5 separate regions of the Homo sapiens genome follow, and regions 1, 2, 4 and 5 are each linked to region 3. A link is a contact called in ENCODE Hi-C or POLR2A ChIA-PET data. All regions are on one chromosome and are shown on one strand. Each heading gives the region's core, a stretch centred on a gene start or an enhancer-like site at or near the end of the contact. The rest is flanking DNA. Distances are from core to core; before and after follow the strand shown.

Evidence for each region. A loop is a pair of places that touch in the nucleus more often than their neighbours do. ChIA-PET counts read pairs that join two places held with the same protein, here RNA polymerase II (POLR2A). Pooled maps may share reads with other maps.
Region 1: a pooled map shows a loop between it and region 3 (2.5-fold over the local background). The contact joins the promoter of KIAA1586 here to the promoter of DST-AS1 in region 3. A Hi-C loop is called at or near these places in 2 of 50 pooled maps. POLR2A ChIA-PET finds 5 or more read pairs at or near these places in 2 of 52 experiments (GM12878 and activated CD4-positive, alpha-beta memory T cell).
Region 2: a pooled map shows a loop between it and region 3 (4-fold over the local background). The contact joins the enhancer-like site here to the promoter of DST-AS1 in region 3. A Hi-C loop is called at or near these places in 2 of 168 maps with a recorded cell type or tissue (PC-9 and endothelial cell of umbilical vein), 3 of 37 single-sample maps with no recorded cell type and 5 of 50 pooled maps. POLR2A ChIA-PET finds 5 or more read pairs at or near these places in 6 of 52 experiments (AG04450, GM12878, HEK293T and 3 more).
Region 4: a loop to region 3 is called in a pooled map, with 8 times the contacts of the local background. The contact joins the promoter of ZNF451 here to the promoter of DST-AS1 in region 3. A Hi-C loop is called at or near these places in 9 of 50 pooled maps. POLR2A ChIA-PET finds 5 or more read pairs at or near these places in 3 of 52 experiments (AG04450, GM12878 and endothelial cell of umbilical vein).
Region 5: a loop to region 3 is called in a pooled map, with 7 times the contacts of the local background. The contact joins the enhancer-like site here to the promoter of DST-AS1 in region 3. A Hi-C loop is called at or near these places in 20 of 37 single-sample maps with no recorded cell type and 16 of 50 pooled maps. POLR2A ChIA-PET finds 5 or more read pairs at or near these places in 1 of 52 experiments (Panc1).

What each region holds. Positions count from the first base shown.
Region 1 is chr6:57,045,325-57,048,024 of GRCh38, reverse strand. It overlaps KIAA1586, which reads right to left and starts at 1,332. Exons shown (of 4, transcript NM_020931.4): 1 at 1,249-1,332; 2 at 629-712. The coding sequence starts at 1,269. RefSeq lists enhancers at 1-744, 1,561-1,650 and a silencer at 2,280-2,574.
Region 2 is chr6:56,659,074-56,661,773 of GRCh38, reverse strand. The region is part of intron 10 of DST (dystonin); the gene reads left to right. Among named protein-coding and RNA genes, the nearest start is that of DST-AS1, 180 kb to the left of the region's middle. Within about 2 kb of position 1,278, at least 4 of the 41 ENCODE cell types and tissues checked have a DNase peak (open chromatin) inside an H3K27ac peak, as active enhancers do; they include GM12878, where a contact is called at or near this core.
Region 3 is chr6:56,842,602-56,845,301 of GRCh38, reverse strand. It overlaps DST-AS1 (DST antisense RNA 1), which reads right to left and starts at 1,316. Exons shown (of 4, transcript NR_125866.1): 1 at 1,236-1,316. The region is part of intron 4 of DST (dystonin); the gene reads left to right. RefSeq lists silencers at 894-1,033, 1,374-1,573, 1,664-1,923 and enhancers at 1,007-1,874, 1,875-2,700.
Region 4 is chr6:57,088,877-57,091,596 of GRCh38, reverse strand. It overlaps ZNF451 (zinc finger protein 451), which reads right to left and starts at 1,409. Exons shown (of 15, transcript NM_001031623.3): 1 at 1,323-1,409; 2 at 703-786. The coding sequence starts at 1,343. RefSeq lists a silencer at 1,351-1,420 and enhancers at 841-1,723, 1,591-1,740.
Region 5 is chr6:56,594,343-56,597,042 of GRCh38, reverse strand. All of the region lies in intron 47 of DST (dystonin), which reads left to right. Among named protein-coding and RNA genes, the nearest start is that of DST-AS1, 250 kb to the left of the region's middle. Within about 2 kb of position 1,387, at least 3 of the 41 ENCODE cell types and tissues checked have a DNase peak (open chromatin) inside an H3K27ac peak, as active enhancers do.

The sequences.
Region 1 (2,700 bases), core at 83-2,582, 200 kb before region 3:
GGCCCCCGCCTGGAAATTCTGATTCGGTAGGTCTGCAGTGGGGCCCAGGAATCTGCCTGTTTATACTTACTAAGGCTTGAAAACTACTGTCTCAAAGGGAACAAACTCAGAAAAATAGAGCATGTTCCCAGTGATGTAGGATTCTTCATTATGAGCATCAACTGTACTATGCCGTAACATGATGATCTCAGAGGTTAGAGAAATCTTCAAGCTATTTGCCTTCATGTTAGAAGCACCATAACGCTAAGATTCTGGGCTCTCACAACCCTTCCTGTTTTCTACGTCCTTGCTCATCATTAGCAGCTCCTTCCTCCGTGTCGCCTTTAGAAGTTACTCTTGCTCCATTTCAAAACAGCGTTTTAGACACCAGCGTTTTTATCTTAAGTTTAAATGAAAGGCAGGGGGCGAGATTAAGTGTACAGCACGTTCTTTAGGACGTGCTCTTTGTGATGGCTACGGGGGTGGCTCAGATAGCTCTTTTGGTAAATTTCCCAATCCTGCGCCATGCTCCAGTGTCTAGTATGTATTAGACACTCATGAACATTAAATGACCAGGTGAGGTAACATTACATAATGGCCCACCATAGTCTTTTACTCTGGGAAAACCCCAATCATCATTGCTACTTACACTGACAAACTGAATGTCGTCTTCATTTTCATCCGTTGTTGACTCAGATGCCTCAGGGCCAGCTGGAGGGACAGATTCTATTATCTATAAAAACAAGCCAAAACATGCTTATCTGTTCAGCCACATTCGTGTAGGAAGAGAGCGTTTCCGAAAGGAACAATTAAAGACAGAGAGCTCTTGAGGAAAACGAACTGAGCACAATTTCACGGAAACCCGACTAGGAACGGAACTCGAGCTCTGGCTCTTGCCACAGAGTGTGCGGAGCTGCAGGGACCCAACGCTGAAAACGCGTTAGTTACCAGCCTCTCACAATTCCCCTTATCTACTCCAGGAGGAACGCAAGCTCAACACCGAAGGGCAATCCTGCCTTAAAACGTCGCTCCCACTGGCCCAGCCGCGGCCACAACGAACGCCAGGGCCCGTGCGGGGGGCCGGGCGGCCATTGTTGCTGCGGGTTCCTCGCTCAGACACGCACCAGGCCCCAGAGCTGGGCTCGGCCCAAGACACTGAAGAGGTATCGCCCCGAGGCTGCGACGGAGCACCAGGCCTCAGACCGCAGAAAACACAAACCCTTCGCGGTTCGCCTCTGAGAACGCCAGGACCCTCACTCGACTACTCACTTCCGACCCCGGGTCTCCCATGTCTCCGACGGCCGCGCTGACAGCACCACTGCTCCTGCTGTCCCTACTGCCGCAGCCGCCACCACTCCCCTTCCCGCCCTGCACCGCCTCGCGCTACCGGGACCCGCCCCTGCGTGAGCTGGGAGGCCACTGGCGGAAAGAGACGAAAACCGCTTCAAAAGAGGGGCAGCCCTCACTGGTCCGCTATCTCCCCGGAGCCTCTTTCTCTCATTCCCGGGCTTCCTTCCCCGCGCCGCAGAGGATGCTGGGATGGTAGTTCCTACCCGCCGCGCGACCGCGCCGCGCGACTGCCCCGCGCGTGGGTGAAGAATGGAAAAAGACTCTGAGCTACAGCGAAGTCGTCTCCCTTCGGTGTTGCTCTACTATAATAAAATAGCCGAGTTCTTTCTCTCACTTTTTCACAACCAAATATTCGTCTATGTAATAGATCAATGGGAATGAAAAAAAATTGTGTGTGATTTGCTCAGAAATTGCCTTACCAAAATCGTGGCTCACCTTTTTATTTTAACATTTATTCACAAATGATTTTAAACATGAAATTTATGAAAGCAAATTTTAACAGAGAATATTCTTTTAAAGCTTTTATTTGTTTACCTCTATCAGCCTAGGACCACCTGTTATTGACAAGTCTGTAGTCCCAGAAAATCACCTTTATCATTTTGACCCTGATCTACAATGCACAAAATTATACAACAAAGGAGCTATGAGGTATCTGATTAGCCAACTGATCTTCAGCAAAGCAAACAAAAACATAAAGTGGGGAAAGGACACCCTTTTCAACAAATGGTGCTGGGATAATTGGTGACCCACATGTAGAAGAATTAAACTGGATCCTCATCTCTCACCTTATACAAAAATCAACTCAAGATGCATCAAAGACTTAAATCTAAGACCCGAAGTCATAAAAATTGCTCAAGATAACACCGGAAAAATACCTTCTAGACATTGGCTTAGGCAAAGACTTCGCGATGAAGAACCCAAAAGCAAATGCAACAGAAACAAAGATAAATAGACTGAACTTAATTAAACTAAAAAGCTTCTGCACAGCAAAAAAAATAATCAGCAGAGTAAACAGACAACCCACAAAGTGGGAGAAAAGGAGAACATAGGAACAAAGGAAAACATAGACTTACTAGGATTTTAAGGAGTTGGTGAAATTTAAGTGAAGCAGTGTTTTGATAGGTTCAAAACCGTCTAGTGCTGTGTGTAAAGGGTTCAACATCACATACGGACTGCATAGCGAGCCCAGGGTCTTGTTAACTTCAAAACTACAAAGTTAACACACACAGAGTATTGTGCTCAGAAACCCCTTCCTCCGTGTAGCCATGCCCTAAGTGTGTGGATTTATTTCTGGGTACTGTATTCTGTTCCATTTGTCTGTGTGTCTGTTTTTATACCAGTACCATGCTGTTTTGGTTACTATAGCTCTGT
Region 2 (2,700 bases), core at 29-2,528, 180 kb after region 3:
TCTACTAAAAATACAAAAAGTTAGCCAGGCCTGGTGGCAGGTGCCTGTAATCCCAGCTACTCAGGAGGCTGAGGCAGGGGAATCGCTTGAACCTGGGAGGCGGAGGTTGCAGTGAGCTGAGATGGCACCATTGCACTCCAGCCTGGGCAACAAGAGTGAAACTCAGCCTCAAAAAAAAAAAAACTGTTAGAGTGGGGCTGTCTTGAGTTAGCTTATGAGAGTGCCTATCACTCTCCTAGAGATTTAGGAAGTATGTAATCAACATGAGTTTCCCCTCCCCCCGCATGCTGCCACTGATCCACTAACAATAGGGCTGTAAAGCTTGAGGGAAGATGGGTTTTGATCAAAACTCTCCTTACTTAGAAACTTGACAAGTCCTGCCTTTGTCATGTTTCCCTTTAGCATTCTCTTACCTTTCTCTCACATGAAGATTTCTTTTACATTACAGGAGCAGCCGGTATATGTAACTCTATCTGTTTTTCTTTGATAGGTTCATCTATTTGTTTTAACACTTCTTGTATTTTGACTTGATTATTCACATTATCATCTTAGCCTGTGATATGAAGTAGTTTGAGATTTAGTTTTCTACCATAATAAAAATAAATTGATTCCCACTACCCCCTTTTTGGGGAGGGTGTATTTATCCTTATTAGTCACTAAAGTTTACTTAAATTTTCCTTTTATTCACTAAAATATAGGTACTGGAGGAGTTACTTCTCTATCAACATCAATACCATTCTCTGTATTCATTAAAATTTAGGCTGTTAATGGGATTGATTGTTCTTTGTGAAGTGAGAAAGTCATAATTCATTAGATATGTTTTAATTATTGAATTTGTTAGACTCTAACCTTGAAGTACTAACTAAGCTTGCTATAAATATACTGTTTCTCATCTTTGCTGTCTACCTTGTTGTTAATGGAGAGTCACTTTGTAGAAAAAAATATACTGTTTCTCATCTTTGCTGTCTACCTTGTTGTTAATGGAGAGTCACTTTGTAGAAAAAAAAAAAAGAATGTTTGAAAAAACTCAGGCACCTAGTTTTGAGAACAAGGGAAAATTACCTTCATAGCTTGTTGCTAATCTGTGCCCAAATATGAGCATGAAGGGATGTCTACACTGAGTTACGCAGGCCTTTTTTTTTTTTTCTTTTTTTTTTTTTGGTGATTGCAAGGTGAGGTGCTTTTTGCACCAATAAGAACAGTAAGGACATGCTAAGTCTGAGCATGATTTAATCGAAACAGTCATCTTCAGGAATTTGTTACGGTAACTTCTCTGCTATCATAGGATAAGTGAGGCATATGATCTTTTGAAAAGCAGATGTTAAGTGGCATATGTGTCTTCAGTCACCTCTGTGTGGGTTGTTCTGTAGTATAGAGGGTGTTCTAAAAATGATCTTTAGGAATGGAGTGAGGCTTGTTTTTGTTTTTGTTTTGTTTTACACTTCCACACAATCCCTTTTCAATTCCTTGCAAACTGCTGAGTATGTACTATTTTGCCAGCAAAGGCTGAGCCTGTATGAACCCAGCCATGTGCTTTGTCTGTGCATGTCCCCACACAGGAAGCACACCAGAGAAAGCGATACTTCAGGGTAGATTGATTTCATTAGAACTTCATTATCACCAGCCTCAAATGGTTCTGGCCAGCAGTCTTTTTCTATCTGTATGATTAACCCTTCTCTTCCTCACAGCACCTCCTCCCACCACCTTTTCTCAGTGTTAACAGGTGATCTAGACTCCTACTCTCAGAGAAAATTGAAGCCAACAAGTAGAAAGTCTTTTTTGCTACCAAAGACACAAACCTATCTTCTTCTGCATCCATCCTCACCCCCGCTGCTGCTGTTCAACACAGGAGTCCTCTCTCCACCTACCCAAAGCCTGTCCCCTCCTGCTGTGCCCTGGATCTTATCTCTGTCATTGCCTTAGAAACCTTTCTTGTATATATTCATCTTTTTCCTTCAATAGATCTTTCTTATTGGATTTTAAGCATGTTGCAGCCTCTTCTGTTAATAAAACAACAATCAACAAAAACACTCTCCCTTAACTGCATGCTTTATTCCAGCTACTACCTTATATCATTCCTTTCCTTCAAGGCCAAAGTCCTCAGAAGAGGTGGCAATATCCTCCATCATTTCTTCACTTCATACTCATTCTTCAACACATACTAATCTAGTCTCTTACCCCATAATTCATTAAAACACTTATTCTTGGGTCATGGGTGACTTCTGTATAGCTAAATCCAGTGGATATTTTTCAGGCCTCCTCTTCCTTACATTTTAGTATTTCACCCTATTGGCCATTCTTTTCTTCTTGAAATACTCTCTCCTTTAGCTTTTATGACACTGTACTCCTGGTTTTTCTCCCACTTCTTGTCTGCTCCTGCTTAGTTCCCTCTGTAAACTTGGCCTCTTTCACAAGGCCAGTAAACACTCGAGTTTTTCAAGATTGCCTGTTGGACTTTTTCTTTTCTCTCTGTGTTGTCTCTCATCCATGCTTACAGCCCTAATTACTATAACCATTGTCATATAACTGGGTTCTGTAGATTTGACTTTCTCAATATCTCCTGACTTGGCCACTTTTTATCCACTGCTGCCACATTCTTCTGCAAGCCACCATAGCCACTTAACTGGATTCTGTGGGAGTTCTTTGACCATTTAAATTTTTTTCTCTGTCCACCCCCAGATCTGATCATTTAATCTCTTC
Region 3 (2,700 bases), core at 67-2,566:
CAACACCCAACGCTAACAAAGAAATAAAAAATCATGGAGGGCAAAAGGTCAGTATATGTGAAAGGAGGAAATAGGGAAGGAAGATTTAGACAAGACGTGAAGTTGACATAGGTCAGACTGTCAACAATCAGCTGATTTATCTAATAATAGCAGTAGCAATGAGGTATCATCCTGTCACTGTACTCCAGCCTGGATGACAGAGTGAGACCCCACCTCCTAAATAAAGTAGTAGGTGCAGCAGCTAATCCTTATATAACACCAGACATTATTCTAAACTTCATTTACTATACAACTTTATGAGTTAGGCACTACTATCGCTGTTTTACTGATGAAGAGAGTCTCAGAGAGGATAAGTAACTTGCCCATGTGACACAGTAAGGAGTGAAGATTCTATGTACAGCAGCCTGACTTCACTGTTTTTTTTTTTTTTGAGACGGAGTCTTGCTCTGTCGCCCAGGCTGGAATACGGTGGCGTGATCTCGGCTCACTGCAACCTCCACCTCCCGGGTTCAAGCAGTTCTCTGCCTCAACCTCCCGAGTAGCTGGGATTATAGGTACCCGCCACCACGCCCGGCTAAATTTTGTATTTTTAGTAGAGACGGGATTTCACCATTTTGGCCAGGCTGGTCTTGAACTCCTGACCTCGTGATCCACCCGCCTCGGCCTCCCAAAGTGCTGGGATTACAGGCGTGAGACACCGCGCCCGGCCAGTCATTACTCTTAAACACATCCATTTACATGCCTGGGTATCAGTTGGTTCCTCCAATGGACGCTTAAACTCACCCACTTTAGTATATGATACACATATATCTAATTTAAGGGAACTGTATCCATTTTACTCAGTTTAATGGATACTAGTACTATGTAGAATGAATAATAAGGAGAGAGCAGGAGGGAGGTGATAAATATGGGGCAGTTGTGAACCTATAGGCCCGCCGCGGAGCCCAGCAGCAGATGCGCCTGTGGGCTCTGGGGGGCAGAAGGGAGGGACCGCAGGCTGGTACTCGGCAGCCTCGCGGCGGCCGGGAGCTCAGGCGCAGGCGCGGCCCGGCTGTCAGGCGCTGATGCGCGGGGCCACCTGCAGAGGCCTCCTCACCCTGTCCCCGGGATGTCCCCTAGACGCGGACCCCCGTGCCCTCCTTGCCCTGTGCTGTCACAGAGTGACCTGAATCCTCCCACGCCAAAAAGATGGGTGGAAGAAAGTATTTCCAACCCTCCCCCCGATCATCCCTTACCCAGGGAGAGCCGCTGGCCCCTCAGCAGGGGGCTGCGCACAGCGGTGGAGCGATCTGCGGCTTTGTTTCTCAGGCACCTGTTGTGGATCCCAAATAGAAACGTCGCCCTTGGGGATCCGGGACCGGGCAGCCAGTGTCCGGGGGTGGGCGTGCTTGGCCGCACGGTCCACCAGGGTGGGCGGGCCTGGGGAGGGGGCCTGGGGCGCGTGGCTCTGCCTGGGAGGGAGGGGCCGAGAGGCGCCGGGGCCGGAGCTGAGCCAGCCGGGGCGCTGACCGCCGCGCTCGCCCCCTCCCTTCCGCCCTCCGCCCTCCACCCTCCACCCTCCACCCTCCACTCTCCACCCTCCACCCTCCACCCTCCTCCCTCCCTCTCTCCCCGGCGCGGGCGAGTGTCTGCGGCGCGGCGGCCAGGAAATGCCGCAGATGCGCCGCGCAGCATCCCCGGTGAAGGCAGCGCGCCGGTCCTCCCGCACCGCTGCCGCGGCCTCGGCCCGGCCCGAAGCACGCGCCTCGTGCAGGGCCAGCAGAGCGGTCAGCGCGGCCGCAGAGGGTCCGGGCGCCCGCCGGCCCCCGCCCGCCCTCGCCGCACGCCCCGCTCCTCCGCTTGGCGTGGCGCTGCTCGTCGCCGCCCCTGGGCTCGCTGAGATTTGCCGCTGCTGAAACCCGAGAGGGACTCGGGCTCCCGGAGCCGGGCGGCCCACCATCGGCCTGCCCGGAGGCCTGGGCGTTTCCTTTGCCGGCCCTGGCGCCGGCAGCCCCCTGCGCCCCCGCTCTGCGTCTTCGGCTTCCGTGCTTCTCCCCAGCGTGCTGCTCCTTCCTCTTTTCCAGTTCCCAAGGCTGTGTCTTGCTGACTGCGATACTGTCCGGGGGTTACGAGGGGGAGAGGGGAATTTGTCAGTCATCGCTTAGATAAACTTCGGCATGGCGGGTTACCTCTCCCCTGCTGCTTACCTGTACGTGGAGGAGCAGGAGTATCTCCAGGCCTACGAGGATGTCCTGGAGAGGTACAAAGGTATGTGGTCCCTGCCCTGGGGCTGCGGAGCTTGGCACTGATCAGAGAGGCAACCGCTGCCTTTCCTTAATCAGAGCCACCACTCCTTGGGCACGAGTAAACAGGTGTCTGGACCAGTCTTGGGAATGGACCAGGTCTTTTTGCACGGGATTTAGTACCCCCAGCGCAGGGAGGATGGTGGGGTGGGCGACAGTCCGGAGACGCCCTTAGATGAGCGGTAGAGAGGGGGGAAGGGGGTTGTTTCCAAGAAGCACATTGCGTTTTCTCTCCCTTGTAAAAGCTCTTAAGCACTACGCGTAATCATAATTCTTCCTGGGAGGGTGGATACCGATTATTCTCTATGGGATTACTAAGGCATTGCTGCTGCTGCTTGGCTAGGGTATTGGTTAGCCCTGTAGAAAAGGTTCAGCATCACTAGATCATTTTCCTTAAAATGATCTTTCTTATTTGATA
Region 4 (2,720 bases), core at 160-2,659, 250 kb before region 3:
TGGAAACCCATGCTGTACAAAGTGTGCTCAGAAATCCTTATGTCCCTGCACTTGTCTGAAAATGAAGATTCCTAGGCCCCCGCCTGGAAATTCTGATTCGGTAGGTCTGCAGTGGGGCCCAGGAATCTGCCTGTTTATACTTACTAAGGCTTGAAAACTACTGTCTCAAAGGGAACAAACTCAGAAAAATAGAGCATGTTCCCAGTGATGTAGGATTCTTCATTATGAGCATCAACTGTACTATGCCGTAACATGATGATCTCAGAGGTTAGAGAAATCTTCAAGCTATTTGCCTTCATGTTAGAAGCACCATAACGCTAAGATTCTGGGCTCTCACAACCCTTCCTGTTTTCTACGTCCTTGCTCATCATTAGCAGCTCCTTCCTCCGTGTCGCCTTTAGAAGTTACTCTTGCTCCATTTCAAAACAGCGTTTTAGACACCAGCGTTTTTATCTTAAGTTTAAATGAAAGGCAGGGGGCGAGATTAAGTGTACAGCACGTTCTTTAGGACGTGCTCTTTGTGATGGCTACGGGGGTGGCTCAGATAGCTCTTTTGGTAAATTTCCCAATCCTGCGCCATGCTCCAGTGTCTAGTATGTATTAGACACTCATGAACATTAAATGACCAGGTGAGGTAACATTACATAATGGCCCACCATAGTCTTTTACTCTGGGAAAACCCCAATCATCATTGCTACTTACACTGACAAACTGAATGTCGTCTTCATTTTCATCCGTTGTTGACTCAGATGCCTCAGGGCCAGCTGGAGGGACAGATTCTATTATCTATAAAAACAAGCCAAAACATGCTTATCTGTTCAGCCACATTCGTGTAGGAAGAGAGCGTTTCCGAAAGGAACAATTAAAGACAGAGAGCTCTTGAGGAAAACGAACTGAGCACAATTTCACGGAAACCCGACTAGGAACGGAACTCGAGCTCTGGCTCTTGCCACAGAGTGTGCGGAGCTGCAGGGACCCAACGCTGAAAACGCGTTAGTTACCAGCCTCTCACAATTCCCCTTATCTACTCCAGGAGGAACGCAAGCTCAACACCGAAGGGCAATCCTGCCTTAAAACGTCGCTCCCACTGGCCCAGCCGCGGCCACAACGAACGCCAGGGCCCGTGCGGGGGGCCGGGCGGCCATTGTTGCTGCGGGTTCCTCGCTCAGACACGCACCAGGCCCCAGAGCTGGGCTCGGCCCAAGACACTGAAGAGGTATCGCCCCGAGGCTGCGACGGAGCACCAGGCCTCAGACCGCAGAAAACACAAACCCTTCGCGGTTCGCCTCTGAGAACGCCAGGACCCTCACTCGACTACTCACCTCCGACCCCGGGTCTCCCATGTCTCCGACGGCCGCGCTGACAGCACCACTGCTCCTGCTGTCCCTGCCGCCGCCGTCGCCACGAATCCCCTTCCCGCCCTGCACCGCCTGGCGCTACCGGGACCCGCCCCTGCGTGAGCGCCGACGCCACCGGCGGAAAGAGACGCAAAACCTCTTCAAAGGAGGAGCGGCCCTTACTGGCCCGCTATGCCCCCGGAGCCGCTTTCTCTCACTCCCGGGCTTCCTTCCCCGCGCCGCGCAGGATGCTGGGAATTGTAGTTCGGGTCCGCCCCGAGACCGCCCCTCGCCGGAGAGGAAAAGAACCATGCGCCTAAAAGACGCCAGCTGCAGTGGGTGGGGCGAAGCCAGGGGCCAGCTGGGTCCTGTGAGATAGCGAAGCACTGGGAAGATGTGGGAGGATGTGAAGGAGGGTTTGAGTTGGTATTTGTTTGGTTTTGGTATGGTTGTGAAGCGCAGCTCATTGATTTTTCTGTTTTAGCCCTGAAGGTGGGTGGTGGGAACGGATTTCTCTTTTTTTCCTTTCATTTTTAAATTTATGTATTTACTCATTTTTGAGGACAGGGGCTATGTGGAGGTTTAGCTGAATCCTAGGATCAGGAAAGAATCTGAAGTATCCTTACATTACACACCTCTTCCCTAGCGTCAGTCTCCCAGGCCCTGCCAGTATTAATACACCTGAGGAAGAAAATAGGGATGGGAAATCCAGGGCCCAATAGGAAAGGGAACCGAGGTCTACCTAACTATCACTAAACCCTAGCCAGTGATTTTGAAATGCACTTTTTCAATATTCTCAGATATACTGAGAGAATATGAGAGATCTATTTATAGACTGCTGTAAGGTTGACCTTTTAACCTTTTGTGTGTTCACACTCATAAACCAGTCTATAAAATAGATCTTTTATATTCAACTATGCATTTAATCTGTTCTCAGGTAATACCTTACCAAAAATTTAAAAAGGTTTTTTAAAAAAACACACCAATCGTTGTCAATAAAGTTTATGAAAAGAATTAAGTGATAACATTATTTTAGGCCAGGCGGGTCCTCACACTCTGGGAGGCCGAGGCGGGCGGTTCACTTAAACCCAGGAATTCGAGACCAGCCTGAGCAATAAGAGGGAACCTCGTCTCTACAAAAAATACAAAAATTAGCTAGGCGTAGTGGTCCTTGCCTGTAGTCCCAGCTACTCAGGAGGTTTAGGTAGGAGAATCGCTTGAGGCCGAGAGATTGAGATCCAGGCTGCAGGGAGCCAAATTCATGCCACTGCACTGCAGCCTGGGTGACAGAGCAAGACACTGTCTCAAAAAAAAAAAAAAAAAAACACAAATTATTTAACATCTCAGATTCCTGTTTTTGTTTGTATGCAAAACTACCATCTG
Region 5 (2,700 bases), core at 138-2,637, 250 kb after region 3:
CTCTCGAAGTCCTGGGCTCAAGCATTCCGCCCACATCCTCCCAAAGTGGTGAGATTACAGGCATGAGCCACTGTGTCCAGGCTAAGTTGAGCTCACTTAAGTTCTTTCTGAGCTCAGCTCACCTATTCAGTTAAGGCTATTGTTGAGAAGAGATATAAAAGCCCTTCTACCAATTTACTCCATGACATAAATTAAAGCTAACATTAATGCTACTATAAGAGCAAAGGCGACTTCTGTAGAACTACTTTTAAAGTGTCACTCATTTTATTTCAATATTTGGCTTTTGACAGACGGTTTCTGGACCTCAGAAACTTTTGCAGGTCTATTTATTTTGTTCCTACCCTTCATATTTGGAATCTTTGGAATAGGGTACTCCCTGTGAGGTTCTTATAGAAAATACAAATTAAACCAGAAGAAGAATGGGAGTATTTACTGCTCACAATTTTAACGGGCTATTATAGGACCTTATTATGAAAAATAAAGTCTCTTAAAATGAAAAATCTAGTGAATTCCTAAAGGAACATTGTGAGTCAGTTACAAAGAAGTCAGGAAAAGTTAGTAAGTTGACCAAAGTAGTGAGAAATACTGGTGGGTAGACTTAAACATAAAGATATCACACAGGAAAGCCCTTGGTTTTAGGCACAGTGTGGCATTTCCCATCTGATCATTTTACCTCAAAGAATATGGGAATCTGTGCTTTAGAAAATCCTAATCTGGGCCAGGCGTGGTGGCTCATGCCTGTAATCCCAGCACTTTGGGAGGCTGAGGCGGGTGGATCACAAGGTCAGGAGATTGAGACCATCCTGGCCAACATGGTGAAGCCCTGTCTCTACTAAAAATACAAAAATTAGCTGGGTGTGGTGGTGCGTGCCTGTAATCCCAGCTACTTGGGAGACTGAGGCAGGAGAATCGCTGGAACCCAGAAAACAGAGGTTGCAATGAGCCAAGATTGTGCCACTGCCCTCTGGCCTGGCGACAGAGCGAGACTCCATCTCAAAATAAATAAATAAATAAATAAGTAAATAAATAAATAAAAGAAAGAAAGTCCTAATCTGGCAGCATGGAGAGAGGGCCAAAGCACCTGAGCCAGGAACGTCTAGCTTTCAGTAGTTGTCCCATATGTCCTGGGCCAAGCCATTCTCTTCCTTCAGCCTAAGAGTCCTCATCTGTAGGAGGAAGGGGATGGATCTGATCATTTATATGGTGTTGCATATGTCTGTCCATGCTATTTTGTGCAAAGCCCTTCTCGGGGTGGGGTGGGGGTAGCATATGAATGTATTTCAAATACCAAAAACACAAGTCTGTGGGAAAGAAGTTAGTTAAAAATATTTACTATGTGCCCACTAGGTGGCGGGCACTGTTATAGACAGTGAGGATACCAGTGTTAATGAGCCAGTTCTGAGCTGACTAATTGGGATCAGACTTACAAGTGAACGGCTGCCCCATAGCAGTGCTTCTAAGGAAGTCCTTTTCACAGCATAGAGTTATTCTTACTCAGCTCCTGTGTGCCAGCACTGTTCTAAGTACTTGGGATTACACAGTGAGCAAAATAAATTCCCTGTGCCCCCCTTGCACACTAGTTAGTGAGAATGTTACAGTAGACAATAACTAAGTTATATGGTAGGTTAGAAGGCAGTGAGTACTAAGGGAGAAAAGGAGTTAGGTAAGGGTGGTTGAGTGTGGGGTGGGGGACCAGTTTTCAGCATTTAAACGGGACTCAATGGAGATGGGTGCAATTAGCCAAGCAGATATCTGATGAAAGAGCTGTAACTAGACAACAACAGGAGAAAAAGCTCCTAAAGTGTTTACCAGGGTGGGGATGGAGGTAAGGGTGGGAGCAGCAAAGAATCTGGAGGTAATAAAAGGGGCTCTGGGGTAATGGGAGCGGGTCATTTGGCTCCATGTAAGCCATTATAAGAAATGTGGGAAATTGCCCAGAAGGATTAGTATCCTTTTTGCCACACTTGTATGGCAAATTGGGGTGAATGGAAGAAGATGCTTATGGCTGGAGGGAAAGGGACTTCACCTACCTGATGCCTCCCTGCTTCCCTGAAGACTGAGGGGATCAGTAGCTCTGCACACCTGTGACTTGCCTGCAGCACACCTGCCTGGGAGCCCTGCCTTCCTGCCTTCAGAGTGGATTTGAATTTCTGGCACATGCCCAGCTCTGCAGGAAGTGCTCTACATATGTGATCTCATGTACTCCTTAACAGCAACCTGTGATGTGTAGGAGTTATTGTCTCCATTTTCACATGCAGGAAACTGAGGCCCAGTGAAGCTGAGTAGCTCCAGGATTCTCTTTTATTATATCTGCTTCTCTAATGTCCATTGGGCTTCTCTGAATGTACAGTGTTCTTGCTTAGTTATTTTTGAAACCTTTTTAAAGCTTAAAGTTACAGATTCTTTTTCCCTATTTAAAAGTTTTTCCAGGATCATTTCGTAATAAAAAATATTATACTTGTTTGTCCAAAAATTAGGTAAAGACATTCTTTTTTGGGTAGTTGTGAGAAAGCAGGGAATAAAATGAGATCAGATTATAGACACTTATTTTAAAATTGGAATAGAAATTGGTTTTTCTAAACTTCTGAAAAATGGTGTCTGTCCTATCTGATTAAGTACATAGAGAAGATTGGAAATTTTCTTTAAAATAAGATTAGCATGCTCAAAATGCCTTGTTATTCTGAAATCCACCAATAAAAG